Regions from separate parts of the Mus musculus genome. Here all the other regions are linked to region 3. The links are chromatin loops, found by intact Hi-C in ENCODE. Cell type or tissue: heart. All regions are shown on one strand.

Region 1 (4,000 bases), 130 kb before region 3:
AATATATGCAAGCACCTTTTGTTTGGTCTGGTTTGTTTTTTCAAGACAAGAGTTTCACAGTGTAGCTCTGGCTGTCCTGGAACTCACTTTGTAGACCAGGCTGGCCTCGAACTCACTGAGATCGGCCTACCTCTGCCTCCCGCCTTGCTGTCAGACACCATGTTTGTTTATTTATTTGTTTATTTATTTACTGGAGACAAAGCAATGTAAAAGGTAGAAGAAGCAGAGAGGAGACACCGAAGGGAAGCTGCTTTTTGCAAGTTTATAGTTTGGGGCAGCAAAGATTATTAATTGCCTAAACTAATTAGGCAAATAGTACCTTTGCCACAAGTTCTACAATAAGTACTGAATATTGTCAGAAAGAATCATTGGTTTTAACTTATGGATCAGAAGGGACAGCTGGCAGTCATAGAATCTTGCTTAGTACAAAAAACAAAAATCCCCAAAACCCATCACACCGTAAAAATTAAGGCAGATGCACGACCCAAGGCTGACCAGCTGCATTAAATATAAAGTATAAATGGATGGTCCCAGGTCTTTCAAAGCTATAGTATCCCATGGCAGGTAATGGGTTTGTCTCCATTAAGCAAATCAAACAAACCAGAACCCACAGAATGGATGTTAAAGGGTCCGGACTGGCCCCACCTCCTGAACGCCTTTGTGTAAAAGGTGGTTTCACAACATTAAGGTGAGGTTGGTGAGGCGGTCAGGAGCAGTGGTGGCAAGCTGGGGTTGAGGTCACAGGGGAGAGCTGCTGGGGGAGGGGCAGCAGGAACCAAGGCTGTGCGCATCTAACAGTTCCGGTGGTCCCTCACATCCCTGGCTCATCTTCTGGGCTACAGTCTCATCCTGTAAGGCAGTCTGCCGAGTTGTTAGAATCGGGTCCTGGGAGACAAATCCCCCGCTCTGCCTGGGGCCTTTTCCTTCTTCTGCCTCGAGATTCCTAGGGACTCTTTCATTTTTATTTCTTCTTAGGATCCATCGTTTCAACAGTCTGATGGATTAAGCCACACAAACGTCTCTTTAGACCAGTGGTTCTCAACCTTCCCAATGCTCCCGCCCTTGAATACAATTTCTCATGTTGTGGTGAGGAATAAAATTATTTTTGTTGCTACTTCATAACTGCAATTTTGCTACTGTGATGAATCATAATGTAAGTATCTGATTTTTTTCTGATGGTCTTAGGCGACCCTTGTGAAAAGGTTATTTGACCACTAAAGGGCTCGTGACCTACAGGTTGAGAACCACTGCTTTAGACCCTCTTCATTTCTGTTAGGCTGGCTTCCGATAGTTTATTCTTCTTTAGAGTGGAGAAGAGAAATGACAAAAGAAGAGAAAAAGAACAAAAAAGGAGAAAGGAACAAAACTCCAAGACACGACAGCGTGTGTGTTGGGGGACAGGCGCTGAAAAGCTAAAATGGCCAGCAGGTGTATATGAATATAAACGATTTGTTTGTTTTAAAACTCACTGTAAAGAGAGTGGCGATGGAGACGATGGCAAGAGGCACAAAAATAAACAGCAGTAATTTAAAAAGAGGATAACCACAGGAATAAAAATATGAGGTGAATTTGGCAAAGGACCCAGCTAACTTTAGGGCCAGTTCCTTCAAACGCTTGTTTTTACAGGGTGGTAGGACTTTAAATCTCTCAGAACCTAATGAGACCCTAGACACTCGTGTCTTAAATACACACAAGCACATATTTTGTTGGTGTGCATTTTCCTGTGGAAGGAGCCGAGACTCAGATGTGTTCTTGGCTGTCGCTGCAAGGACAGTTTCTAGGACATTTTATTTGGCTGTTCAAGCTCAGGCGAATTGTCAGCAAATAGAGATTGGTCTGCAGAAATAACGTGGCTTCCTGGAACGTCAGGGGAAGGAAATGGGTGGTTTCTTTAATTACTATAGCGTTTCCTTGTGTCTGTGTTATAACTAAAATAGATGTTTGGCTAATGTCCCAAGGAGGAAAGGTGAATCTGGGAAATGAATGGACCCAGAAGCTATGTATAGCTGTGTTCTTGGTTAAGACAGCATGGCTCTTTGTCTGCAGTATCCTGACTACATCGAGGTGGACTGAAATCTGTTCCCTGATAGGCAGTCCGTTGAAATCCAAGGGCTTTACTATTTACATATGGAGAGCTAATGACTTTAATGTAGGCAAAAGAGCTTATTTACAAGGAAGCTGTGGCTGAGGCTGGCAGGAAGAGTGTTGCTAGGCCCTTAATTAATTGATTTGCTAATTATTCTTTTCTGCTGGGTGTTGAAGTACTTTTCCTAATGAGCAGCAGAAGCAGGAACTCTGTGGAGAGCAGCTTTAGCACAATCGTGAGCAGGGGTCTCTGGGACGGTGTTTAAGGGGCTTTTGGTTCCTTCGATGATGAAATCCTGCACTTCATAAAATAGAGGACCAAACATCTCCCTATATCCGGGTTTATTTATCAGTTTATGTGACTTAACTCAAATCTGCACATTTACTAAAATTGACACTAAATTAGATAGCGTTCGAGTTTAAACCAAACCAAACCAAACCAAAACATTTCCGCTGAAAGGGTGGGACGGGAGTAAAGAGGCGGCTTCTTGGTCAAGAGTATTTCCTCCTCTTCAGAGGACCCAAGTTGGCTTCCCAGAGCCCTTGTCAGTCAGCTTTCAACTTCCTGTAACTCCAGCTCCAGGGTATCTGCTATGCTTCTGGTCTCCAAGGACACCTGCACACATTGCATGAACGCATGCTCACACACACACACACACAAACACACACACACACACACACACACACACACACGCTTACAGTACACACTCACACACACTCACATACACATTCACATTTACACACATGTATTCACACACACACTCACATACACTCACACGTACACACATTCACACACATACTCACACACACACTCACATATACTCACACATACACACATTCACACACACTCTTACACACATTCAAACACACACTTTCACACATACACACACATTCTCACAACACACAAAACACATTCACGTGCACACTCACATTCACACACTCACACACACATACATTCACTCTCACACACAACACAATCTCACACACATTCAAACACACACACAACACACTCTCACCTTCTCACAGACATTCACACTTTCACACAATTTACACACACACACACACACACACACACACACACACATTCACACATTTAAATGGGGGTGAAAATAAAAATAAATCTTAAAAAAATAAGATGACTGCAGTGTCTGGTTTTGTTTTTGTTTTTTTTTTTTTGGTTTGTTTGCTTTTTTTGTTTTTTGTTTTTTTGACTTCTTAAAGACACCAGTGACATGGGACAGAGGGGATGAAACAAGTCTCCGAGTTCCTCTGTGAATTTGACTCTCTGGCCCACACATACAGAACCCCAGTGTGGTAAGCCCAGCACTGGGGATGGACACAGGGGGATCCCTGGGTCACATTAGTCGCCCAGATTAGCTGAATTGAGGCACTTCAGGTTCAGTGGAGAGCCTACCTCAGAAATAGAGACAATTGAGGGAGTCATTTAACACTGACCCCTGGCCTCAACACACACATGCACACATGTATACCCGAACACACTTACACCACATCCACACTTACATCTACACCTACATCTATCTATCTATCTATCTATCTATCTATCTATCTATCTATCTATCTATCTATCTACCTATCTATCTATCTATCTACCACACAAAAACAAACACACAAAGACATCAGTATTAGACAGATCCCTATTTGGAGGCTGCTGTGGGAAGAGTCTGGAAGCTTCACTCTAGCCTATAGACTCGAAATTCTTCTGTATTTGAAAGTCTTGATACAGAATAAAAAATATAAAAACCTTCAGGAGATTTTGAGTCCACATACTAAATACAAACTCATTTTCACTTTCTTGGACTCCCTCTCATAACCAATTCGGCCTGGACTCTCTCCTCAGTCTGGGGTGTGTCTCCTTTGTAGTTTCCTCCCCAGCTTAAGCTCCCTCCTGACACCA
Region 2 (4,000 bases), 110 kb before region 3:
ACACATGGCTACAATGCTGTGATTAATTTTATTATAACTGTAGGCAGTAATTCTTCTTCACGCTGCTGAACTGTATCTAAAGCAGGCATGCTGGGAAGAGCAGGGTCCAGTGGTCAGCCCCGGTGATCTGGCCCTGCACAGACTGCTCGCTGGGAGGAGGATCACAGCAGGTGGAGCTCTAAGTGAGTAGGTTTAAAAGCAAGTTTTTATTCTTACGGTGAGAATTTTAAAATGATATAATGTGCAATTGAAAACCAATTTTAACCAGGGAAACAGACTTTTGTAATTGTGCAAAAGAGAAGGAATAAACATAATAATAAAAAGCAATGCCAAATCCCAGCATTTTATTGAAGCAGAAGTTTCATCTTCTTTTCAGGCCCTTTAGCTTAACTGGGTCTTTATTCTTCTGCTGTGTTCATGATGAAGCACTTGTGCCTGGATTATGGGAACTTCAACAGCTATCCACACTCCTCCACGCCAGGCTCCAGCAGCTGAAACAATGTTTCCATCATCGGCTCAAACAATCAACGCGAGTGTGCACTTAGCTTTTCTCCAGCTTTGCTTAGCAGAACTCAACTTTCACTCGTGTCAAGATGGTAACACTTCTCCAGCCTCCATGGCTGCTCATGTGGCTTCTATCACAGACAGACAGTTTTTATTCTTCTCCATAACATGAGGTAAACATAGTGTAAAACACCCAACTGGGGAGTGGAGAAGTGGATCAGAAGTTAAGCGTATTGTGCATTGCTCTTGCAAAGGACCCGAGTTTGATTCCCAGCTCACAATTGCCTGTATCTCCAGTTCTAGGAGAACCTATGTACATAGATAGACATACATGTAAAAATTTCAATAAAAAAATCTTAAACAAAACACTCCCTCTCATTTGTCTCTATTTCCTTCTGCCCCTCTAGACACACATGTGAGGGCTGGAGTTGTAGCAACTATCTTGGAAACATGAGGCAAGGAGCCAATATAGAAAAGTAATGCTGAAAGGCAGAAGGAACCTGGGGCCCCAAGGTATCTTTGAGCAACTGACATGCCCCCAGATGCCATGTTTTTCAGTCATGAGGGAAAGCGAAGCTATTTAAGACATTGCTAGATAGAAATTAAGATTTTTTCAGCTAAAAATTTCACCAATCACATTTTTCAGATAAGGGATCTGAAACAGCAGATAAGTTGTCAAATTTCTATACTTCTTCAGGGTGCTCTGGGAATTTGGCCTTTCACAGTCTGACCCAGAATCAACAGCCTTCTCTCTCGGACATGCTAGATTTCTCTCTTGGACATGCTAGATTTCAGTCTAGTCAACTCTCTTTCCCTCTGTTCCAGTCTTGTTTCTGATTACTCTGATAAAATACAATAAAAATAACTTAAGGAGGAAGGGTTTTGGGGGGCTGCCGGAGACCAGGCTACCTTTCATGGTCCACTGCACCAAAGAGTTCATTTTAGCACGCAATTCCAGGATGCTATCAATTATAGCAAGAAAGTTAAGGCAGAGGTCCTAGAAGCAGTCAGTCACCGTACACCTGTAGTGAAGAGCAGACAGAACGAATACATGAATTTTTATTGCTTAGCTCATTTTGGTACTAACCCAAGCCCAAGGATTGGTGCTGCCCATAGTGGGACAGGTTTTCCCACATCAATTGAAGTAATCAAATCAATCCTCACCCCCCCCCCCCCAGACATACCGATAGACCAACTGGAACTAGACAAACCCTTATTGAGGCTCTAGATCTGTGGTTCTCAACATTTCTAATGCTGTGACCCTTTAATACAGTTCAGGAGAGGTGACCTCCAACCATGAAATTATTTTTGTTGCTGCTTCTTAACATGTTTACTATTGTTATGAATCATAATGTAAGTATCTGTGTTTTCCAATGGTCTTAAGAAACCCCTGTGAATGACTCCCCCCACCCCCCGCCCCCGCAAAGTGGTCAGGCTCCACAGGTTGACAACCATTGCTCTACATTGTTTTAGATTTTCAATTAAAAGTAACCCACCACTCCTTCCCACAAATGTCAGTTTGATATGTCAAGAACCAGATCTGAGCTCACATGTCACTTCCTTTCATAAAACCTTCAGTATTCTCCACCCCACATACACACAGGGCATGAAAGTAGGAGGTTGACTTTTTGGGGAGGTGAAGGGAATCTGTGGGGGCAGATAGGGGTTAAGAGGGGATGACATGAGGTACACATGATAGAAATATATATATATATATACTCCCAGAAATAAGACTCAGATTAAGGGGCTGGAGAGATGGCTCAGCGGTTAAGAACACTGACTGCTCTTCCAGAGGTCCCGAGTTCAACTCCCAGCAACCACATGGTGGCTCTCAACCATCTGTAATGGGATCTGATGCCCTCTTCTGGTGTATCTGAAAACAGCAATAGTATAGTCATATACATCAAATAAATAAATACATCTTCACACACACAAAAAAAGACTCAGATTCAAAATATATTTACAAATACCGTGATCATATAGCTATGCTCTCTTTGAATAGGTCATAATTTTCAACAACCCATATATTCCAGTTTATATCCTGTGCGCAGGTACCATGCATCTGTCTCATCACATCCTCCCAGGCAAAATTTCTGCGCCTGGCTCCATCCCAGAATCCTTTCTGCCTCCTGGATGTCTCACCTTCTACTCTAGCCTTTCTCATAGGCATACAGATACATGTGCTTCTGACTCCAGTCTGTGTTGCTGTCTGGGTGATGCTTTTGGTAGTTGTCATGGAGAGCCCAAACTTCGCAAGGGACATGGTCATTTAGTGATGGCCTTCCACAGACAAAGCAGGGGAGAGCAGAGATAGGCACTCCAGTTTGAGAGTGTTCGTGGCGATGGAATCTACTCTCCAGAGTAAGTTTACCTGTTTATATCCCTCTCCCTCTACTCCTCTCTGTCTCTGTCTCCATCTCCCTCTTCCCACCCAGTACCCTTGTGTGCATGTGTATAAATATGGGTGTGCACATACCTCAACAGGCACGAGGAAGTCAGAGAAAAATTTTGGAAGTTGGTTTCTCTTCCATCGTGAGCTGTGGCGATTGACTGGAAGGACGGCTTTTACCTGTTGAGCATCTTGTCGTTCCCAGAACCAGATACTCTCGGAGTGAAGAGGTTGGTATAGGAACAACATTGAGGACATATTGACCAAAAGTTGGGAGAGACTCAGGTGAGCCCCGGAGTCAGGTCTCTATCCACAGAGCTCTCAGGGGCTCCTGCACCCCCTCTTGCCATCTGTTGCTATTCACTCTTTAGCCTCAAAGCTCACACACTCCCACACCCTGATGCCCACATGCCTGCTGTCCCCTGTGTGTCTTGTCTCATTTTATCTCTTTCTCTCTTTCTTCCCGGGCTTCAAGTGCCAGTGTGAGAGTCACTCTCTGCTCTCTTCTCCTCATCTTCTTCCCTCCCCTCCACACTGACAGTCCAACTGCTTCCCCACTTTATACACACCTGTGTGTTGTGTATATATATGTGTGTGTGTGTGTGTGTGTGTAGTGTGTGTGTATGTGTGTGTATGTGTGTTTGGTGTGTGTGTGTATTGTGTGTGTGTATATGTGTGTGTGTATGTGTGTGTGTGTATTGTGTGTGTGTATGTGTGTGTGCATACACATCCTTAATCCAGCATTTGTCTAGCAACCCACAAGCAGGGCTCTCTCTTACTCTCTATGGCCCCCAGTTACTCTCTCTGTCTGTCACAAAACAGGTGCTTGAAGGATCATTTATTGAAATTTTATTTTGAATATTACCTTTTTTCTTTTCCTCTAATAACCCCCTTTGGAAGGTGACAGCCAAGAGTGTAAATACTAGGCAGCCAACAAGGGGGGAAACTCGGGAGCAGGAAGAGGCCTTAAGCTGGATAATCGGTTCTTGAGTAGTGGACCACTGACCTACATAGGGGTCACAGTAATTCAAAACCATTCTCTTCCTTTTCACTTCAAGTGAACAGAGCCTTTCTGTTAAGAATGGGCTTGTGTAGTGATAGAGCGAC
Region 3 (4,000 bases):
AGTTAGTAAGCAGCTAAGAAGATAGAGCATTATCCCGAGCTTTTGTCCCCACCGGAAAGAACACGATCAGGACAACCGGAATCTTCTGCGGCAAAAGCTTTATTGCTTACTTCTTCAGGAGCAAGAGAGAGAATGGCAAAACCCCGTCCCTTTTAAGGAGAATTATCCTCCACCTAGGACGTGTCGCTTCCTGATTGGCTGCAGCCCATTGGCCGAGTTGTCGTCACGGGGAAGGCAGAGCACATGGAGTGGAAAACTACCCCGGCACATGTGCAGATTATTTGTTTACTACTTAGAACACAGGATGTCAGCGCCATCTTGTAATGGCGAATGTGAGGGCGGCTCCCCACAGAGCATATCAGAAGACACATGCAGGTTAACAAAAGTCGGCACCTTAGTGAGGTTACGTGCGGCTAGAATAGTCCTTCTGAGTTCATAAGTTGCATATTACTGTGGCTATTATGAATCTATGATTGCTGACATTGTGCCTGCTACTGCTGTCTACCAGTACCACCATATATACCTCGCGGACATTACCTCATGTAATGGTATAGCATCATTGCTGGGTAGGCATTGTTATCACCTGTAGGGGGTTCAACAGCCCTCTCACAGAGGGTGTATATCAGATGTCATGCATGCCACATTTACATCACAATTCATAACAGCAAAATGACAGTTGCAGAGTAGCAATGAAATAATTTTATGGTTGGGGGTCACCACAACATGAGGGACCATATTAAAGGGTTGCAGCATTAGGAAGGTTGAACCACTGGTCTAAAGACTGAAGTTACAGAGGTGCCTCACTATGCCTGGGCCAAAACCTCATTTTTCCTTAACAGAAAAATATTTATTTATTTATTTATTTATTTATCTAATGTATGTGAGTACACTGCTGCTGTCTTCAGACACACCAGAAGAGGGCATTGGATCCCACTAGAGAGTGTTGTGAGCTACCATGCAGTTGACAGGAATAGAACTCAACACCTCTGGAAGAGCCATCCAATGCTCTTAACCGCTGTGCCATCTTTCTAGACCGCCCCCCCCCCCCCGTGCCTCAAACCCATTTTTAATAGGATGGCCCAAACTATGGAACTTTAGGTAAAAAAAGAAGAAGAAAGAAAGAGAGAGAGAGAGAGAGAGAGAGAGAGAGAGAGAGAGAGAGAGAGAGAGAAATCCATATAAGGTTTAAATCACAGCTTAATACAAATATCCTAAAGGTTGTAGTGATGCTTAGAAGAGACGCCAAGATCAGTACTGACTTTTTGGTCTGGGAACCAATTCTTGTTCTTCAAATATAATAGACCCTAGACAGGGGTCCCTCTCATTATCTTCCAATCAACACAAGTCTCACATCTGTGACCGGATGACTTTGATGACATCAAAGATCTACTTTTGCTTTGGGGGAGGGGGGGTGTTAAAGGAGACTTTTATTTGGGGGAGGGGGGTGTTAAAGGAGACTTTTATTTTGATTAGCAAAAGAGATTGTTGATTATGCGCACTGAGACGAAGACAAAGGTCTCTTGATGAGACTCTCCAAGGTGCCTTGAAGAAGTACACTGACTTTCTCTCTCATGCATGCAGAGAGAGGAGTATTTGCTGGGTCAGAGCAGGGTGTAGGGTGGTGATGGTGTGGCTTTCCTGGATGCCCTTTATCTTTAACAGGAAGAAACTGGAGACGTCAACAGTCCTCTGGCCTCCCCTTACCTTACCATGCTTTGGATGCAGGGGTTATTGAAGGTTTTCCAGCCAACTTTTCTGCCAGTTTCAAAGTTAAATAGTATTTGGGGAATGCCACCTAGTGGTTGACAGCTCTTGGTTTGTTGCTCACTGGAAGAAGAAAGTAAATCAAACTCAGGCCAATCAAAGTCTCCTTGAAAGTCACTGGAGAGAGAGAGGCCAGCTAGGTCATCCTTTAGCTTGCATAAGCAAGCTCGTTAATCAACCTTCCTGGGGCTCTGAGGCAGAAAGGGCAGGATGGTTCAATGCGTCCTGAGTTCAGAAGCCCATCAGCTTCCCCGTGGACTTTGATTGCCTGTGGCCTGCCATGGCCCCATGCCTTTCAGTCCCAGCAATGCGTGCTTGGGAGAGGACAGGCTCCTTGCCGGGACTCCCAGCTCTGACTTAAAGTCTGTCCTTTCACTGACCCCATCTCTCCACTCCTCCTCCTGACTGACCCTTAGTGAGTGCTTGTCCCCCCCGCTGTGCTGAGAGCTTGCAGGCTTTTATTCACTCAAGGCTCGCCACATCATACTTTTTATTACTACAGTTGTCTTTAAATTTTTATATTTTCTGACCCTTCATAGAAAATGACTCATGTTTAAAGCAGACTATGGAAACTAGAGGATGTCTCTCCTCTCACAGGGCCAAAAGTGACAGATAATCACCATGAACATTTTGCTGAAATCCTAGCAGACCTTTTCCTGTTGTTACGAGCATGCATAGCTTAAAAATCAGCAGCACAGATGTAAAATACTTTCTGCCAAAAAAAAAAAAAAAAAGAAAGAAAGACTAGAAACATTATGTCATGTCAATAAATATTCTATCCCATGATTTTATTAAGTGGCATCATAAAACATACCAATAATTCAGTTGCTATTAAACTCGAGGAAAGTGGGGCTGGCAGGCAATGTTTAACTCAAGCTGCTGTTGTTTTGCTGACGCTTTCCTGAGCATGTACGCTGCACTGTACTCACACTCAAACGGTTTTTACAAACACCAGCGGCTTAGTGAACACAGGTCCCTGTGAAGTGGGGTATTTGCAATGACATTTTACAGAAGAGAAACTGAAGATCTGAACTCAACAACATCGCCCAAGTTTGACCGGTCTGTACTGAGGGGACACCAGCGCAACCCACGGGTCTTGAATTTGTAGACTTGAGGGTCTTTCTCGTTCCCAAGGACCTCACCAATGCTGGGCTTGACCGAACATCCCGAATGAACATTCTCTTGTTATCCTCACGACGGGAGCAGAGAGAACTGCCTACCTATACCAAAATTTGGGATCTAGAGTAGAAACTATGGATTGGGGGGGGGGAGCTGAGAGAGGGGCTTGCGGATTTTCACAGTCTTAGCAAGAACTCTCTCCGATTGCTTGACGTATATAGCACTTTGTCTTATCCTCCCAAGAGCCCCAAGAAAGTAATACTAATATAATCTCATTTTACAGATGAAGAAAATTAAGATTAGGGAAATGGTTGGTGTCAGGTCAGCTTTCTGGATGGCGGGAGGGAGGCAGGCTTAAAGTCCACTGTGTCTGATCCCTGAGTCTCCACAGTGGCCGATTTCTTCACGGCAGTTAGTGTCCTGCTGTGGTTTGTACAGTGACAGTCACGGGTCCTCCCCCTGGCCGTGAGGGTGTGTTTGAAGGAGAGGTGTGGGAGAGATGAAAGAATAGGGATGATGAAAGAGACTAGGGTAGCAAAAGAGTCCTGCAGAGTGTCTTCTGCGATAAAAACAACACACGAGGAAGACAAACCCACAGTTTTTGAGGCAAAAAGTTGGGAAAGCAGTCTTGAGCTGTTGATAAAATGGAATTTTGTTGTTGTTGCTGCTGCTGCTTTCTTTCATGTAGGCAAAGAGGAAACAGAAGTCACTGTGTTAGAAACAAGGGTTTTTTTGTTTTTCCCCTCCAGTGCTCCAATAGAGAACGAAAATAAATTTTCTAAAAAGAATTTGCTCACAATTCTTTTCATGTGATCATGAACACCAATAAAACAGCATTCCTGTAGATTATCCTTCAAATTTGTACTTTTAGAATAAAACAGTCTTTTGGGTACGATGTCTGTTTAAATGGGTCCCATTTTGGTTTTTAAGTCTCAAATGAAATATACTCCACACTTCACACGAGTTACGAAAAATGAGTGTGTAAACACCAAGAGCAGGGGGTGGGGGGTGGGGGAAGTGACTGGAAAGCTGACGTTAGCAGATATCTCAACTATATACTCTCCATCACTCTCTGACAGTGCTTGCGTAGTTATCACCATGGAAACCAATGTCCTAG
Region 4 (4,000 bases), 320 kb before region 3:
ATCACAGGGGATGACATCCCCCCGAAGCCACTCCTAGAACAGTATAATCAAGGTCTTAGACGGCATCTTTGAAGGACTACCGTTACAGTTAGGGCAAAGAAAGGATCTTCGTCAGTCGAGGGACGGCTCACCCCAATAGCCAAGTCTTGGATCTTGTTGGCAAGAATAACCTCTTGTCTCTGAGTCCTGCTTACTCCCCCAAATCCCACCCAGTGCTCGGCTACCAGCCCTGTCTTTGACTGCCTAGTATCACAATAGTATGTTCTCCGCGGAGTTATCTTAGAACCCGAAATTTATACTACAGTATGGCTTCATAAAGGTAAATCTTTTCCTCCATCAGACCAAAGAGCTGCTTGACTACAGAATTCTCTACAAGGAAGGACTCTGCACTCTCTAAAATACGGTGATGAGTTAGCTGCTTGTTGAAGGGCTTGGTTTTAGCCCAGGCTCACACCTCTAATCCAAATTGTACTACATAGGAAGTGCCAGGCCAATCTGAGACAGGGTGAAAGCAGCTTCAAAAACAAACCCAAACAAAGAAGGAACAGGCTCTGAGAATTCTTCTTTTTTTTAATCCTCATGAAAACTTCACAGAATATATCTATACAAGCTAAGCCAGTCATCATGTCACTAGGCAATATCATCATATGGGACCACTGTTATATTTTTGGCCTGCATGCTGACCAAACACTGCTATGCAGCCAGGACTATACTTCAGACTGTGAGTACGATATGGCTTGGCGGGATGAAAGAAAAAGTGAAGCAATTCTAGTGAAGAGGAGAAATGGCCCTTCAAGTGATTTCCCTCCATGTAGACTAAGGATGTCTCCTGTCTTAGCACAGTGCTATGGGCCTCCAGCACTGTCATCTGACAGCTTATAAACTAAACCATGGGGGTTGATTTTAATTATCCTTCTAGTACACCTTTCTTCCACTTAAAATCTCCAGCCAGCTTCCTCTTCTCTGCAGACTCAAGCTAACACTCACCAGCACAGTATTTACACCACCATCCTAATTTAGTTCTGCCCATCAAGTCCATCCGCATTGCTGGGAGCATTCAGCCACACAAGCGTGAACATTTTTCATGACTTTATATCTGAGTATGTTTCTTTTACAGAGGTCTATATGTGTTCCCCTGTCACTGGATGTTCATCTATCTACTTAAGTTATTCATCAAACAGCTTTATGGAGATTCAAAGGTCCCTGCTGGTAATGTTTCTCTTTCCCCCCCCAGAACCTAAGGGTTACTACGCAAGCACTCTACCACTGAGCTATATCCCCAGCCCCATAACAGGGTTCTATTTAACTATGCCATTCCTTAAATCTCTTACAGGCTCACTGTTCTATATAGATAAGATCCTCACGGGATTGCTCTAAAACTAAATGTGCCACTTAAAGCTTAAGGAACACACATAAGATAACCCCTAGCACAATGTTTTCAGTATCAATAATGTGCTATTATTACTCAAAAGACCAGCTAGCAAGTTACTTTTATAGGTTTGCCTGAAACTCCTGTGACAGGGAGATAAAACATCTCCTTCATTTATTTTCCCCGCAGTACAGTATAAATACATCGTATTACACTGCTCGACTGTCTTCACTACACAATCTACTCCCCGATGCCAAGGGCCTTAAACAACCCATCTTCGTGTCAGGCGAGCATAAATCATTTGAGAGGGAGGGAGAAATTCAACTCCCTAGGGCCGGCACTTTAAAGTCTAAGCTGACCACCGTTACCCAATAACGTACAGCTGACATGACTTAATAACCGCAATAAAACCACGCTGAGGACGTCTGGGCTGAACTGTCAGTGCGGCTGATGGCCCTGAGCTCGAACTGCTTCATTTCGCATTTCGAATGCGGGACCATCACAGACCCCCGCACACTTCGGAGCGAGCGCCGAGAAGACCCGGGAGGCGCGGCGTGGAACCCCGGGGATCCGCATTCTCACATCCCCGCTCCAATCGCGCCAAGCGTCCATTCCTCCACCGAGGGCCAAATCCCTGGCCGCGGAGGCGGTTACGTCGCTAACAGGCGAGAGCCCCAGTCTCGGCCGAGGCGTCCCTACCAGGACTGACCTGTCCATGGCTTCAGCGGTCTCCGCCTAGAACCTTGCAACTCTTTGACTGCAGCCTGGCCGCCGCGTTTCAGCCTTCCCGCTCTCCGGAAGCACACCCTTCGACCCGGAAGCGCGGCCTGGCTAAGCCAGTCCCAGAGAAACAATGTTCCCGCTCGGCGCATGCGCGACTTTCGTCTCCAGCCGCAGGCTCAGTGGGCGCAGGCGCGGAAGTGTGCCAGGGAGTGACTGCGTGGCTGGGTGGTGCCGGCCAGGCAGGAAGGGGGCGGGGAAAGGGGCGGAGCTTGGGTATGTCGCCTGAGCCTGGCTTGTGGGCGTGGTCTGGGTGGGGCGTTGTTCTGGGAAGCCGGAAGTCTATAACCTGGACTTTAGGAATCTGTTGAAGAGTCTGCATTCAGCGTTCTTGTTTGCGGTTCAGCGCCACTTTACGGGATCTGGCCTGTCTCGGGGCGCTCACCTCTTTGAACTGTGGTGTAACCTCACTGGACGGGTTTTGAGGTTGTTTTCTCTCGTTATTTATTTCTCTTTTACGGAATCAGCCGTTTTTTAAGAAATCCAATAAAAAAAGCAAAGCATAAGAAAGCCACATGGGAGGCTGAGGCAGGAGGAAGAACCACGATTTTGAAGCAAGCCTGCACTAAGAAAGCCTGACGATAGTAATAATAGCAATTATTATTGTTGCTGTTATTATCATAAATTTTAAAAGTTTTGGGCGTGGGAATACTTACCTGTTCCAGTACCTCAAAAATGTTAGGTCTCAGGCCCTCCAAATATCTAGAAATGAGCTCTGGCTGAACCATTTCTGATTTCTGGCGGTTAGATAAACGCCAGCATTCCTCAGGAACTCCTGTAATGCGTTTTCCTTCGGTCTTCTTAGCTACTTGTCCCCACAATCCCGACTCTGCACTAATTTCTAGTCTCTGCTCTCTCATCTTGCACACAAAACTATCTTGAAGAGCTCCAACAGGCGCAGACATTGCAGACACATCACCAGCAGGTGTGGCCCTCTCCCTTCCCCTCTCCCTTGCTAAACCGTTAGATTACATTCCTAAACCTAGCCACCAAGGTCTCTTCCCTTATTTGGCCACATCCTTATGCCTGACTAAAACTCCGAGGTCCAACTATCAAAATTCACTAGCTGGCTAACATGTCCACTTAGGACTTACCAACTCATCCTAGCACAGCCTTCCCCCTTTCTCCTGCAGAGACACCTGCTGCCTTCTTTGGCCGATCCAGACGGAGGCAACACCTTCTGCTTGTCCGTCTTGGGTAATACATTTCCTTTGTGCTGAGCATTTGGTGTCTGGGTGTGTTCTGTCCTGACTCCCATCTCTTGCTGATGTAACTATTCTCTCCCATTCTCTAGCTTCCCCGGCCCTGGCCATGTCCAGCCTGTTTCTTTTTCTCTCCGCTCTGGGCACTTCCAGGTGCCTCTGGATCTTTTCTCTCTCTTACCCACATTAAAAACCTTATCCCTAACGGAGCAGTCACGGTGGCAGTTTCTTTACTGTGCCCGTCCCATGCACAGAGTAAGGTACAGACAGGAATCAGGGCCATGCTCAGGCCCTACTAAGTTAGAGGCCAGTACGAGTTTGTTGTTGTTTTGTTTGTTTCTTTGTTTTGATACCCAGTCTCAAAAGAAAAGAAAAAAGTAGTACTATAGTATCCCTTCTAATCCAGAGCTGTCTGAGTAAAAGGCAGTGCATCCAGCTGCCTGAAGAATTCAGTTGTTACTTTTTTGCTCCTCACTTTGAAAGCAGACACTGTTTATTAAGTAACCAGATTACAACCATAGTGTTAGAAGGGCCAGCCAGGGAGCAGCTTGCCCTGCAAACCTGATGATCTAGCTTCTGTCCCTGGACCCCTGGTAAATGTGGAAGGAGAAAACCAACCACAAAAAAAATTGTCTTCTAGTCTCAAAAC
Region 5 (4,000 bases), 170 kb before region 3:
CTTGTCAGGAGTCCCTTTTGTAAAATGGGGAGACACCTTCAGAGCTGGGAACCGAGTTATCTGGGAAATAGTACATTCAGCCCAGGCTTCAAAACTCTTCCCTGCTTGTCTCTCTGGATTAATGCTCCAGTCTGCTTTGCTGCTGCTGTGATCAACTCTAGGACCCAACACAACCCGGAGAGGGGAGGGTTAATTTGGCTTATACCTAACATTTTATTATACATGACATCAGAGCAGGAGCTCAAGGGAAGAACCCAGGGGGCCCTGCTATACAAATCAGGATGGTCTACAGCTTGCTGTTTAGCCCAGCCTGGCCTAAAATCTACCATTCTCCTGCCTCAACAACTGGAGGGCTGAGGTTGCAGGTGTGCACAGTCTCCGTGCCTTGTTAGTTAGTTTTCATTCAATGAATAGGTCACAGCAACCGCGATTGCTCGGTGCTGCCCATTGCTACCTAAGGTCACAGGTAACTGAACAGCTCTCGTCTCGTTCTTAACACTTGGTGGATGTCGTCTCGTTCTTAACACTTGGTGGATGCAGCCGTAAAGTGGAGAAGTCCATTGGCTGACCTCTTCCCTGTGACCTGCAGCCAGACAGGGCTTAGAATAGGTTGAAAGGAACTGGTTCTTGATCTGCTTGTTGAGCTGGTTTTTGAGATACGGTTTTCCCCCCAGTTTCTCTGGTCTCCATTTCCATATCGGTATAACTGTGATGGGCTTGGCCTGCCTTCAGTATTCTGGCAGCAGTTGGGCAAGGTGGTGCACGCCTTGAACCCCAGCACTCCAGCACTTGGGAGGCAGAGGGCTGTCAGATCTCTAGGAGTTGGAGGCCAGCCTGGGCTACGGAAGAGTTCCAGAACAGGCAGGGTTACACAGAGAGACTCTGTCTCAAAACCAACTAAAACCAAACCAGAAAGAACTCTAGCTGAATCTACTTGACTGGTCTAAGAAAAGGATTTCGGAAAAGGACTCTCCACTTGGCCCAGAAGCCAGAGTTATCTAAAACAAAACAAAACAAAACAAAACAAAACAAAACAAACCAAAACAAACCAAACCCCATAAAGGCCTTGCAAATTAGGATAATTATAGATAGCTACGTCATCGATTTAGTCAGGTATACATAGCTGACATTTAAACTTATTTCAGATTCTCCCCTCTCCCCCAGCCCTGCCCCAGCAAGAGAGTGAAACCTTATTGTGGTTTCGGTCTTATGTAGCCTTTGCATCTCCTTAAATTTTTAAGAAGAATTCTGAGACTTTTACTTTTCATTTTTCTTTCTTTTTTTTTTTTTTTTTTGGACTGTAATTACCCACAACATTTGGTCTGGAATTCCCCTTAAGATATTCTCAGAACTTCAGGATCCTGCCGAGTTGTCACAGGGGTAATGTGAAAACCAGAGTAAATACGGCACATGGGGTTCCTTCATACTGAATGAGAGGCAGTTGTGAGTGGAGTAAATGTGTCTGGGAACACACATGCACACCTTGAATTTGATACTGAACTACTGCCTTTGGAAGGCACATTAACTTTCCCCGGTTACCAGGGTTTTCGTTGACATGCTGGGCTATAAATAGCTCCCTGGAGGTGCAAGGGAAATGACACATGACTTCCTTCTTCCCAGGGGACTTAGGACATCAGGGAGTGAAACTCCCTTGCAAATGTTCGGCTCCTTGTCTGCTGGCACTGTTTATAAGGTCACATTTTAGATTAGTCTTCTGAGGTGAGGAATAAAAACGGCAGACAGGGGCTCCCCGAAAGGGCTGCTTCTCAGGGAAAATAATTTTGCATGGAATTTACCTAGTGCACTGCATAAAAATTCTTAGTACAGAATATCTGATACAGTGTAAAAAAATGTATTTCCCTTGAGTTGCTTAAATGCCATCATGCTTGGTATATATAATATGAGGTGCCTTGTTCTATAAATCGTCTCTCCAGAGCCTCTGTGCTGCGTCTCCTGTATGAGCAGCTATGGCGCCTGTTTAGGAAAGGGGAATTGAGTAATTTCTTGCTGAATTCAAACAACATATAGCCACCAGAGGAAATGCAGAAAAAAAAATCTTTATTTTGCTTTGTTATTTTTTAGAGTAAGCAATTTATCTACAGAATTTAGGGGGAAAAAACCCATGTTCTTCCCATAATATTTTGTCTGCTCTATTTCTTGTAGACTTGAAAAATAGGCTGGGTGGGGAGGGCCTGGCTGTGTGAGCCGGGTCAGCAGGTGAGAGCTGTTTGAGCTCCCATCACACATAGCCTGCTTGTCTTTGAATCTCCCTGGTATCTTCCACATAGCAGGCCTTCTCTGAAAAACTATCAAATGTACTAAAATTTATTTTGTTGTGAAAATAATTTCGAGGCCTCCGAGGACTCAGACAGTGCTTGGAAAACGTATTCCTGGATGCTTCTCATTTTAGCTGCATTGCTCTGCTGAGGGGACCCATGTGTGTGATTGAAACACGGGGCATGAGCCTGGGAAGAAATTATAGATAGGAAAAAAAGCAGCAAAAACTGGTAATGTTTGTTAAATATGGGTCACATTAATACAGACTTGCTTTACCTAGCAAGTCAGAGGCTTTGATTTTAGTGTTTAGAGGGATATGTATATACAATATACAACATACAACATATAACATATAATATATAATATATAATAAATAGACACACACATATAATATATATGTAACACACACACACACACACACACACACACACACACACACACATATATATATATATATAATAGGACTTGCTTTTCTTCTTTAAAGAGTTTTATCAAGAAAGCAAGAAAATCAGGTTCATTTTCTGAAATCAGACCCCACTCCTGAGTCCATAAAGTCTAGGCTAGCCTCAAGCTCTTGATCTCTGTTTCAGTCGTTCAAGTGCTGGGATTATAAGTCTGAGTGACAGACAATATTTAAATACACATCAACAATTTAATGTACTGAATAACCCTTTTTGTATAATTGTCATTTCTGCCTTTTAAGACTAATAAACTCCATTGGACATAGTGGCACGCACCTTTAAGCTCTGCACTTGGAAGGCAGAGGCAAGTGGATTTCTATGAGTTTGTAGCCAGCCTGGTCTACATACTAAATTTTAGGACAACCAGCTACATAATATGACCCTGTCTATAAATGATGATGATGATGATAAACTGGGCCAATGAGATGTCTCAGTGGGTAAAGGTGCCCGCTGTCACACCTGAGGACCTGAGGTAGATGCCTGGTGTCCACATGGTAGAAGGAGAAAACCAATTCCCACAAGTTGTCCTTTGACACCCGTGCCAGGGTATGTGTGTGCCCCCTCCCCCTACCACATACACACAAAGTAAATAAACAATTAACGGAAGCATCAAGATGAATACAGTGATGTTCAGAGATGTCAGAGAGCTTGCTGCAGTGCACCCAGTGAGTGGCAAATTAGGATTCTTCCCCCGAAGTGTCTCCGACACTGAACAGATGCGTACACACGGTAAGTCGAAACGGTGTCAAAACATCTGTTCTTTTCGGGTTCTCTCTTGTCTGTAATTATTACCTGTAGACTCTTTCTTGAGTCTTCAGGCTAGATCAGGGTGTTGCTGATGTGAAACAATAAAAGCATCCCACCTCAGTTACCAGATCTGGCAGCATTTCCTGGCAGTATCTCCTGGGAAGTCAGACTGGGTAACACTGAATTACTTTGACTAAAAGGGAAAACAGAAGCTAGAGTGTTTAATTCTCCCTCCGGCTCCCTCTCCCTCCCCCTCCCTCTAAAAGGCAGCGGCTGTCAGGTTTCCTAATGCTGCGACCCATTAATACAGTTCCTTATGCTGTGGTGACCCCCCCCCCCAACCATAACATTATTTTGTTGCTACTTCATAACTGTAATTTTGCTACTGTCATGCACCATCTGTAACTATCCCTGTTTTCCAACTGTCTTAGGTGACCCCTGTGAAAGGGTCATGTTCCTCCAAAGGGGTGATAACCATAGGTTGAGAACCACCGCCTTAAAGAACGTTGGATTTA
Region 6 (4,000 bases), 360 kb before region 3:
ACTTTATAATCAAAGAGTAAATGACACATGCGACCGATGAACTTAGGAAGCAAAACCTTACTGCTCATTTTGTGAAGACTTCCAAGAAGTTTGTCCCCAGCTGCGCTTAAGCAGGGGTACCGTGCGCTTACAATTGGACACTTGGTGGGCATCGCACACCTGAGCTGCTGTCTCCTCTGCTCTCGTCACCTCCTCAGTTACGCTTTCTTCTCATGTCTGTTGTCTCTATACTTGTAGTCTCTAAACCTTGGGTTACAGCTTCAAAATTTACAAAGTCTACTAAAAAGGCACAAAAAGAAAAAAAAAAGTTACCAACCACTTGATAAAGGGACGTGACTACCACACCAAGGGCGGCAAACACCATTCCAAGCGAATGAAACTTCACATCGTAATAAGAATTTAGGATTACACCTACAGTAATAGGAATCTGCAAAGACAAAGAGGCAAATGCTGTGAGATTAAATTCAAGAATGATGTCTTACAACACTAAGGAAACATAACAGTGGGGCTGGGGTGGGGGAGCACTGTAAGTTTTCTTTGGGGAAAACTGCCAATCCTTCTCTACAGAGATTCACATACAACTCTACATCTGGAAGAAAATATGAATCCGTGCGTTGTGCTTTGTAAGGAAACAGGACACACATTTACAGGGAATAAAATAATCCCCCAAACCAGTACTTAACACATAAGCATAAACAAGGAAGGAGGAAAGCATTATGACTGGAAAAACGAAAAAACCACTAAGTGCTAATGTTATTTTAACGAATCTCCTTTTATGTAAACACAAGGCACCCCAGCAGTGTGCCACTGAAGGTGTATTCCGAGGTATTTTATGCTAAACCATTTCATGTTTATCACTTCTGGTTCGATTTCCTGGGGATATTCTTTTCTTTCCAGGTTGAGCTTTCGCAGATATCCTGACACACTGAACTGTTCCATTAAGGCAGCTCTCTCCCTCATCAATCCCAGCAGTTAAAGATTTCTATCAGGAACACACCCATTTACTAAATAGCAGCGGAGTGTCGAGATGGCCTTTTCCACCCCTCCCCAAACAAGCTTCTTATAAGGGCCTGGCTCGTGTGTGGAGTAAAGATTATGGGAATGGGCTTCCGTCGTGCCAGGCTATAAGCAAGGTGTATTCAGTTTTCCCGGGGAGAAAGGCAGCCAGGTAGCTGGGCAGGGACAGGCTCGCGCAGCGGCAGCGGCAGCTACTCACCAGCGTGAGCTGTATTCTGACGGAGAATCTCTTCTGGTACCAGAAGGTTTGGATGGCTATGATCACCGGCGTGGTCATGGCCTTGGCCAGCTGATAGGTGCCTATGGTGTTGTTCTGCAGAGAAAGGTTGGTGAAGACCACAAAGCCACAGAAGCTGAGGGCCAGGAGGAGGAGCTTGGAGAGCGGCAGACTTTTGGGGGCAAAGATGTTCAGTTTCTGGCAGATGTACAAGCCCAGCCAGGTGACCACGAAGTGCACCAGGGTCAGGCTCATGTTGGGGAAGCCGTGGTGTACATAGATCCATTTGTTGAGGAACACGATGCAGATGGACACCAGCAGGTTGAACAGGAGCCCGGCGGCGATGCGCCCGTTGCCCCGGACCCGGTCCGCCAGCGATGCCATGATGCCCGCCGGCTGCGGAGCAGCGTCCTCGGCCGAGCCCGGGCTGTCCAGCCTCCCCGCGGGGCGCTCGGACGCTCTCCCGCTGTCCCGGCTCTCCGCCGCCGCGCGCCCGCAGCCGCCCGCTCCACGGTCCGGCCGGAGACAGGCATGCGCCAGCCGGGTCCCGGTCGCTGCGCCGCGAGGTAATAGGCCGCCGCCCTCCGAGCGGGTCCGCCACGGCTCCTCCCAGCCCCGCCCCCGCGCAGCCACGTGATTCCGCCGCGCAGGCGCGCTCGGCGCTCCGCTGGGTTGCTTAACTCGGCTGGAGGGAAGCCCTTGGCTCCCAGGGAAGATTAGTTTCTGTGGCCGATTCCCCGACTTACTGGGAGGCGCAGATTCCCCGCCAGTTTTACTCTCCACGTTGCTGAGCTGTTTTAATCCTCTGAAGGGGGGCAGAGCATTACTTACTGAAAGCATATTTTAAAATATCTTTAAAAGTCTAAACAGGCCGGGCGGTGGTGGCGCACGCCTTTAATTCCAGCACTCAGGAGGCAGAGGCAGGCGGATTTCTGAGTTCGAGGCCAGCCTGGTCTACAGAGTGAGTTCCAGGACAGCCAGGGCTATACAGAGAAACCCTGTCTCGAAAAACCAAAAATAACCGTCTAAACAGGTAAGAGTGGATGGACAACTAACTGTCGTCTACTGTAGATTTAAACATATTTTGGCGTATTTGCCTCGAAAAACTTTAAACCACAGAATTTTTTACCCACGAAGTTTTTTTTTTTTTTTAGTAAAACCTAAGAAGCAAGTACATTTACCTGTATGCCCAAGATATTAATTGCACTTCTAAGAGGCATATTATAGTAGCAAGCATGCAGTCCAGTTTCAAAGTTACAGAGCTGGAGAGGAAGTGAAAAATTATATATTTTTGGTTTTGTTTTTCGAGGCCGAGAACTCATTCAGGCTAGACTCGATCTCAATATTCACTTTTATTCACACTGTTACAATATGAGAGTGGTATTTCTCATCTGCAAACGTCAAATACCAACTCAAAGTCTGTCCACACTGATTGAAAACGTGGACCCCCCACTTTTACAATGTTACAGGGATTAAATAGAGCAGACTTGGAAGTCTCTACAGAGCTAAGGATGACACAGAACGGATCTCCCTGCTTCCACCCATTGAAGTGTCACATGCCTTGCAACTAATGTGTAGTTTTAAGTTTTGGACACTATTTCATAGGTTTTTATGATCTGTTTGCTTATGTCTCTGCCCGTTTTCTCCAGGATACCGTTTTTTTCTAATTGGCACTGAAAAGAAGGTCTTTGCATCAGAGGCACAAGAGACTCTTTGATGAATTTTCCACAGTTAATTACGTGTGTGTGTGTGTGTGTGTGTGTGTGTGTGTGTGTGTGTGTGTGTGTGTGTGTATGGGTGCCTGTGTGACGGTCAGAGGATAACTCGGAGTCAGTTCTCTCCGTCCACCAGATGGACTGAATTCATGCTGTAGGGTTTGGGAAGCAAGCACCTTTACCAGATGCCGTCATATCAGCTACGTTCCTCTTTCGTACCGCATTTTTTTTAGAGAATTGCCCGTTTACTTAGATGTCTTGTCTTAGTTGGGGAGGAAAGGGTTTGTTTGGCTTACACGTAGCTGTTTATCACCAAAGGGAGTTAGGACTGGAACTCATTCATACAGGGCAGAAACCTGGAGGCAGGAGCTGATGGAGGCCAGGGAGGGGTGCAGCTTAGGGCTTGCTCCGCCTCACCCCCCACCCATCATCTCAGGGATGGCTCCACCCACAATGGGCTGGCCCCTCCCCCAAATCACTAATTAAAGGAAATGACTTACAGCTGGATCCTGTGGAGACATGTTTTCAGTTGAGGCTCCCCCTTTCAGATTACTTTAGTTTGTGTTGCCATAAGACCAGCACACGTTCAACTATTCGTCCATTTCATCTATAGTTACTTGAATTTATTATAAACATTAGCTTTTCCATTTTCTCTCTGCTGCTTGTTGTGCTGGTTGTTTTGTTTTGTTTTGTTTTGTTTTGTTTTTTTGTCAACTTGACACAAGCTAGAGTCAATTTGGGAAGAGAGACGCTCAATTAAGAAACTGCTGCCAGCAAGTCAGCCAGAAGATGAGCCCGTGGGACATTTTTTTCAAATGTTACTCCATGTGGGAGGCTCAGCTTACTGGAAAGTGCCATCTTTCTGTAGGTGGTTCTGGGTTAGATCAAGCAGGCTGACCAAACCCTAGGAAGCAAGCTGCCAGGAAGCAGTTACTAGAGGGCCTCTGCTTCAGTGCCTGCCCTCCCGCCCCTCACTGATGGAATATTAACTAAAAGTGCAAGGTAAAATAAGCCCTTTGCTCCCCAAGTTTCTACAGCAGGAGAAACCCTA
Region 7 (4,000 bases), 380 kb before region 3:
GGTTGAAGAGTTCTCTAGTCTAAGCAGGATAAAGCAGGACTGCGGAAACCCCAGCCCTTAAAGTTCCTCGCCCACACCTGCAGATGTGTGGTGTGTGGATTCTCAAAGAACATGGGCCTGGTGCATGGGACAGGTCCCAAGGCACCATGGGAGGCAAGGGCAGATGGTGACAGGATTGCACAGATTGTACTTTGTTGCCAACAGAAGTATGGTTAGGACGTACTAGTCAGGACGAAATTGATTTTTATCAAAGCCAGAGTATACACAGCTTATCTGGAGTCAACATCAAAAGAGGGCACGTGCATTCCTGGTGCGGTCTGCTCATGAAGAGCCACATTCCAGTCTGACGGCTGGCTGTGCACAGTATGCCAGAAAAACGTGCAGTGGGAGGGGCAGACCAGGATTACTTGGTGACAGTCAGAGAAGGTATGACTCAAGATGGCTTTGGTCAGGTCAGGCTGGAACCTACAGTCTCCACATGCAGCTCTATCCCACGTTACAGGAGCCTAGAGCTCCACCACAGTAGGCTTTCCCTAACCCGGCGGTTCTCAGCCTTGCTAACGCTGTGACCCTTTAATACAGTTCCTCATGCTGTGACCTCCAACCATAACACTATTTTCATTGCTATTTCATAACTGTAATTTTGCAACTGTTATGAATTGTAATGTAAATGTCTGATATGCAGGGGAGAGCTGGTGGGCTGACCAACTCAGTAACCACCCAGGTCCAGATCATCAGGGCTTTGAGTTGACCCAACCCAACATCCACCTCATCTATGAACGTCTGGGGCTCATGAAGTGGCCGGACCTGCAGATCCAAAGCAGTAGGACCTCCATGTCACAGAGCAACAACAGGATATCTGGGAGAAGCCCCAGTAAGGATCCAGCATTGATAGCGAAGCAGAAGCCAGAGGTGGAGAAACAGACCAGTGACTCACGGCAATGAACATCTGCAAGTAAAGATGTGTGGACAGAAAGGTATAGCGTGTGACACACTGTGACACACCGCAGCTTCCACGGTGAGATCTTCTATGTTTTGTTTCCTTTTGGTGGGGAGATTGCAAGGGCAGGGGTTAGATATGGAGGGATGGGGAGATGAGTGGGGTTGGGATGCATGGTGTGAAGTTCACAATCAAGGCTGGAGAGATGGCTCAGTGGTTAAGAGCACCGACTGCTCTTCCGAAGGTCCTGAGTTCAAGTCCCAGGAACCACATGGTGGCTCACAACCATCCTTAATGAGATCTGATGCCCTCTTCTGGTGTGTCTGAAGATAGCTACAGTGTACTTAGATATAATAGTAAATATATAAATCTTTATATAAAAAAAGAAATCCACAATCAAATGTTTTAAAATGTTTATGTAAAAAATTTTAAAATTACTAAAAACAAAGAAAACCGAACACGACACCCAGTTGCTCAGGGATGCGCCCAAAATTGCAAGTGACAGCTATAGGCACCCTTACTCAATGGGGCTCTCCTTCCCAACCCGGAACAGGCAGCCCGCAGCCTGGTAGCTGCTTCAGCAGCCACTGGTCTGCCCAGGCTCTTCTCGAAACTCCGGTGATTCTGAACATCCACAGCCAGCCTGGGATGTTTAAGAATTGGAATGAGCTGGCCGGTGGTGGCGCACGCCTTTAATCCCAGCACTTGAGAGACAGAGGCAGGTGGATTTCTGAGTTCGAGGCCAGCCTGGTCTACAGAGTGAGTTCCAGGACAACCAAGGGTACACAAAGAAACCCTGTCTTGAAAACCAAAACAAACAAACAAAAGAGTTGGAATGAGGCACAACCAGCCATCTCACCATCTCTGTCCCTTGGATCAAATGATATAAGAATCTTCAACTTTGCTCGAGTTCCACAGATGAGATGACACAGGACCTGCCCTGACTACAAGGCAATAATGAGAAACTGGCTCACTTAAACTTTTAGAGTAGACACGAGCAAATATGAATGTTTCAAACAAAACCCAACGTTAGTCTTTTTTCTTTTTCTCCCTCCCACATTTTTGTTATATATTCTGAGGGCTGGAGACGGCTCAGCAGTTAAGAGCCCTTGCTGCTCTTGAAGAGGACTTGGTTCTTTCCCCAGGATCCACATGGTGGCTCCCAAGCCCTCTGTAACTCTAGTTCCAGGGTGTGGAATGCCCTCTTCTGGCCTCTGCGAGAATCAGCCGTGCTTGTGGTAGAGACGTAGGTGCAAGGGAAACACTATCTGCATGAACTTTTATCTTTTGACTCTTATGGTTGTGGTCAACAAGTCTCTCCATAATTCTCTAAGATGTACAGGCTGTGGGGGTTGGCTTGGCTCTTCAGCTCCAGCCAGAGACAGATCAGGAGGCCCGCCATTGCCACAGGGAGTCCTAGAAGATCTCAGACTGATTCTATGTCTCCCAGGGTGACTGGTAAGACCCACCCACTCCTGTCCCCGCAATGAATGTAGACCTGATTTCTAACTGAAGAAACAGGAAACGGAGAGCGCACGCTAGGTACAGAATATTAGGTTGGAAAAGGGAAACCTTAAAAGTTAAACATTTAGCTGGGTGTTGTGCCTCCCAGCTATAAGCCAGGTGCTCTGGAGGTAAAGGCAGGAAGAGTGTATCAATCTCGGTTACATATCCAGGCCAGCCTTGGCTGCGGGAGGCCCGTCTCAAAACAAGTGAATTTACTGTGCTTTCAGCGACTAAGGTTGTTCTGAAACAAATGTTAAGGTATTAGTGATTTTAACATAGCAAGTCTTTTTTTTTTTTTTTTTTTTTTGGTTTCTCGAGACAGGGTTTCTCTGTGTAGCCCTGGCTGTCCTGGAACTCACTTTGTAGACCAGGCTGGCCTCGAACTCAGAAATCCGCCTGCCTCTGCCTCCCTGAGTGCTGGGATTAAAAGCGTGTGCCACCACGCCCAGCAACACAGCAAGTCTTAAGAGGTTAAAGACTGAAGCTTAGGAAAGGTGGTATTCAGAGAATGGTTTCTTTATACTGTCATTACTACTGAGATAGCACAGAACACACACACACACCATCCAGATGCACACAGGCAGGCCCAAGGCTGCAGATAACTAACCTGACCCTCAACAAATAGGCTGTCTTCTCTTTCCAACCCAGACCAGGCGGCCTGCAAGCATCAGATAGCAGCAGTCTCACTAGGCAACCCCGAGTAGGTCTAGAATTCTGTATATAGATTAGGAGGGCTTCTAATTCAAAGATCCACATTCCTTGGCCTCTGAGGGCGTTGATTAAAGGCGTGTACAGCCACACCTGACTCCTTCCCATTACCTTAATGCTTTCTGTTTTATTTAGACATGTATGTATATATATACACTGCATGCAGAATTAGAGGAAGCCAGTAGGTGTCCTCTGTCATGCAGCCTTGTTCCGGAGAGACCTCTCACAGAAACTGGGCTGGACCCATCAAGCCCTGGGGAATCCTCCTGCCTCTCTATCCCACACAGTACTGGGTTTAAGGGTTTCCACATAGTTGCACCTAGCTTCTATTTTTAAAACTTTATGTGTAGGGCCAAGCTGGATGGCACAAGCCTTTAAGGAGACAGAGATCCCTGAGTTCAAGGCCAGCCTGGTCTGCATGGCTGTTGTGCCTGCACGTCTGTCTGTGTACCACTTGTATAACAGGTACCCGTGGAGCCAGGAAAGGCCATCCATCTCCTGGAACTGGAGTTATAGATGCTTGTGGGCTGTCATGTGGGCGCTGGGAATAGAGTCTCTCCAGTCTCCTGTTGGGAGCCGACTCTGAGCAGAAAGCGGCTATCAGCTCTGCAGCCATTTCTGGCTACTTACTTGCGGGTGGTCCTTTTCCACCCCGACGAGAGACTTGCTTTTCCTAGCATGATGTTTCTGCAGGAAGCCCACCACGGCTGAACACACTCTGATAACAACTTGATCAGACAGCCTGTTTTGTCTCCATTCTTCGAGTCTCTTGCCATTCAGTCCCCACTCTCTCTCTTGCAGACCCCCTTGACCGTCCCACGGCGCCCGAACAGTCCCCCATGCCTG

Evidence for each region. Peaks named below come from ENCODE experiments on the same cell type or tissue, not always from the same donor. Only the 100,000 strongest peaks of a DNase experiment are listed, where the experiment ranks them.
Region 1: a loop joins it to region 3, with 2.3 times the contacts of the local background. A loop is called at or near these places in 7 of 42 quality-filtered maps.
Region 2: a loop joins it to region 3, with 2.3 times the contacts of the local background. A loop is called at or near these places in 2 of 42 quality-filtered maps.
Region 4: a loop joins it to region 3, with 4 times the contacts of the local background. A loop is called at or near these places in 15 of 42 quality-filtered maps.
Region 5: it touches region 3 in a loop (2.3-fold over the local background); 2 of 42 quality-filtered maps call a loop at or near these places.
Region 6: it touches region 3 in a loop (2.0-fold over the local background); 7 of 42 quality-filtered maps call a loop at or near these places.
Region 7: a loop joins it to region 3, with 9 times the contacts of the local background. A loop is called at or near these places in 8 of 42 quality-filtered maps.

Annotation. Positions count from the first base shown.
Region 1 is chr10:117,980,875-117,984,874 of GRCm38, forward strand. No RefSeq gene overlaps it. Among named protein-coding and RNA genes, the nearest start is that of Gm32663, 30 kb to the right of the region's middle. In heart, no CTCF peak of the experiment used is centred here; DNase peaks (open chromatin) are centred at 1,807 and 2,627.
Region 2 is chr10:117,997,484-118,001,483 of GRCm38, forward strand. No RefSeq gene overlaps it. Among named protein-coding and RNA genes, the nearest start is that of Gm32663, 14 kb to the right of the region's middle. In heart, a CTCF peak has its summit at 2,365 (motif pointing left); no DNase peak of the experiment used is centred here.
Region 3 is chr10:118,108,493-118,112,492 of GRCm38, forward strand. No RefSeq gene overlaps it. Among named protein-coding and RNA genes, the nearest start is that of Mdm1, 31 kb to the right of the region's middle. In heart, a CTCF peak has its summit at 1,798 (motif pointing left); a DNase peak (open chromatin) is centred at 1,719; H3K27ac peaks cover 412 bases.
Region 4 is chr10:117,790,526-117,794,525 of GRCm38, forward strand. Nup107 (nucleoporin 107) reads right to left here and starts at 2,180. Exons shown (of 28, transcript NM_134010.2): 1 at 2,079-2,180; 2 at 1-33. The coding sequence starts at 2,086. In heart, no CTCF peak of the experiment used is centred here; a DNase peak (open chromatin) is centred at 2,306; H3K4me3 peaks cover 2,468 bases; H3K27ac peaks cover 2,640 bases.
Region 5 is chr10:117,939,514-117,943,513 of GRCm38, forward strand. All of the region lies in intron 3 of 4933411E08Rik (RIKEN cDNA 4933411E08 gene), which reads left to right. Among named protein-coding and RNA genes, the nearest start is that of 4933411E08Rik, 16 kb to the left of the region's middle. In heart, a CTCF peak has its summit at 1,735; a DNase peak (open chromatin) is centred at 1,558; H3K4me3 peaks cover 416 bases; H3K27ac peaks cover 2,486 bases.
Region 6 is chr10:117,744,569-117,748,568 of GRCm38, forward strand. Slc35e3 (solute carrier family 35, member E3) reads right to left here and starts at 1,790. Exons shown (of 5, transcript NM_029875.2): 1 at 1,217-1,790; 2 at 317-427. The coding sequence starts at 1,618. In heart, no CTCF peak of the experiment used is centred here; a DNase peak (open chromatin) is centred at 1,873; H3K4me3 peaks cover 2,015 bases; H3K27ac peaks cover 1,138 bases.
Region 7 is chr10:117,729,301-117,733,300 of GRCm38, forward strand. No RefSeq gene overlaps it. Among named protein-coding and RNA genes, the nearest start is that of Slc35e3, 15 kb to the right of the region's middle. In heart, a CTCF peak has its summit at 2,141 (motif pointing left); no DNase peak of the experiment used is centred here; H3K27ac peaks cover 986 bases.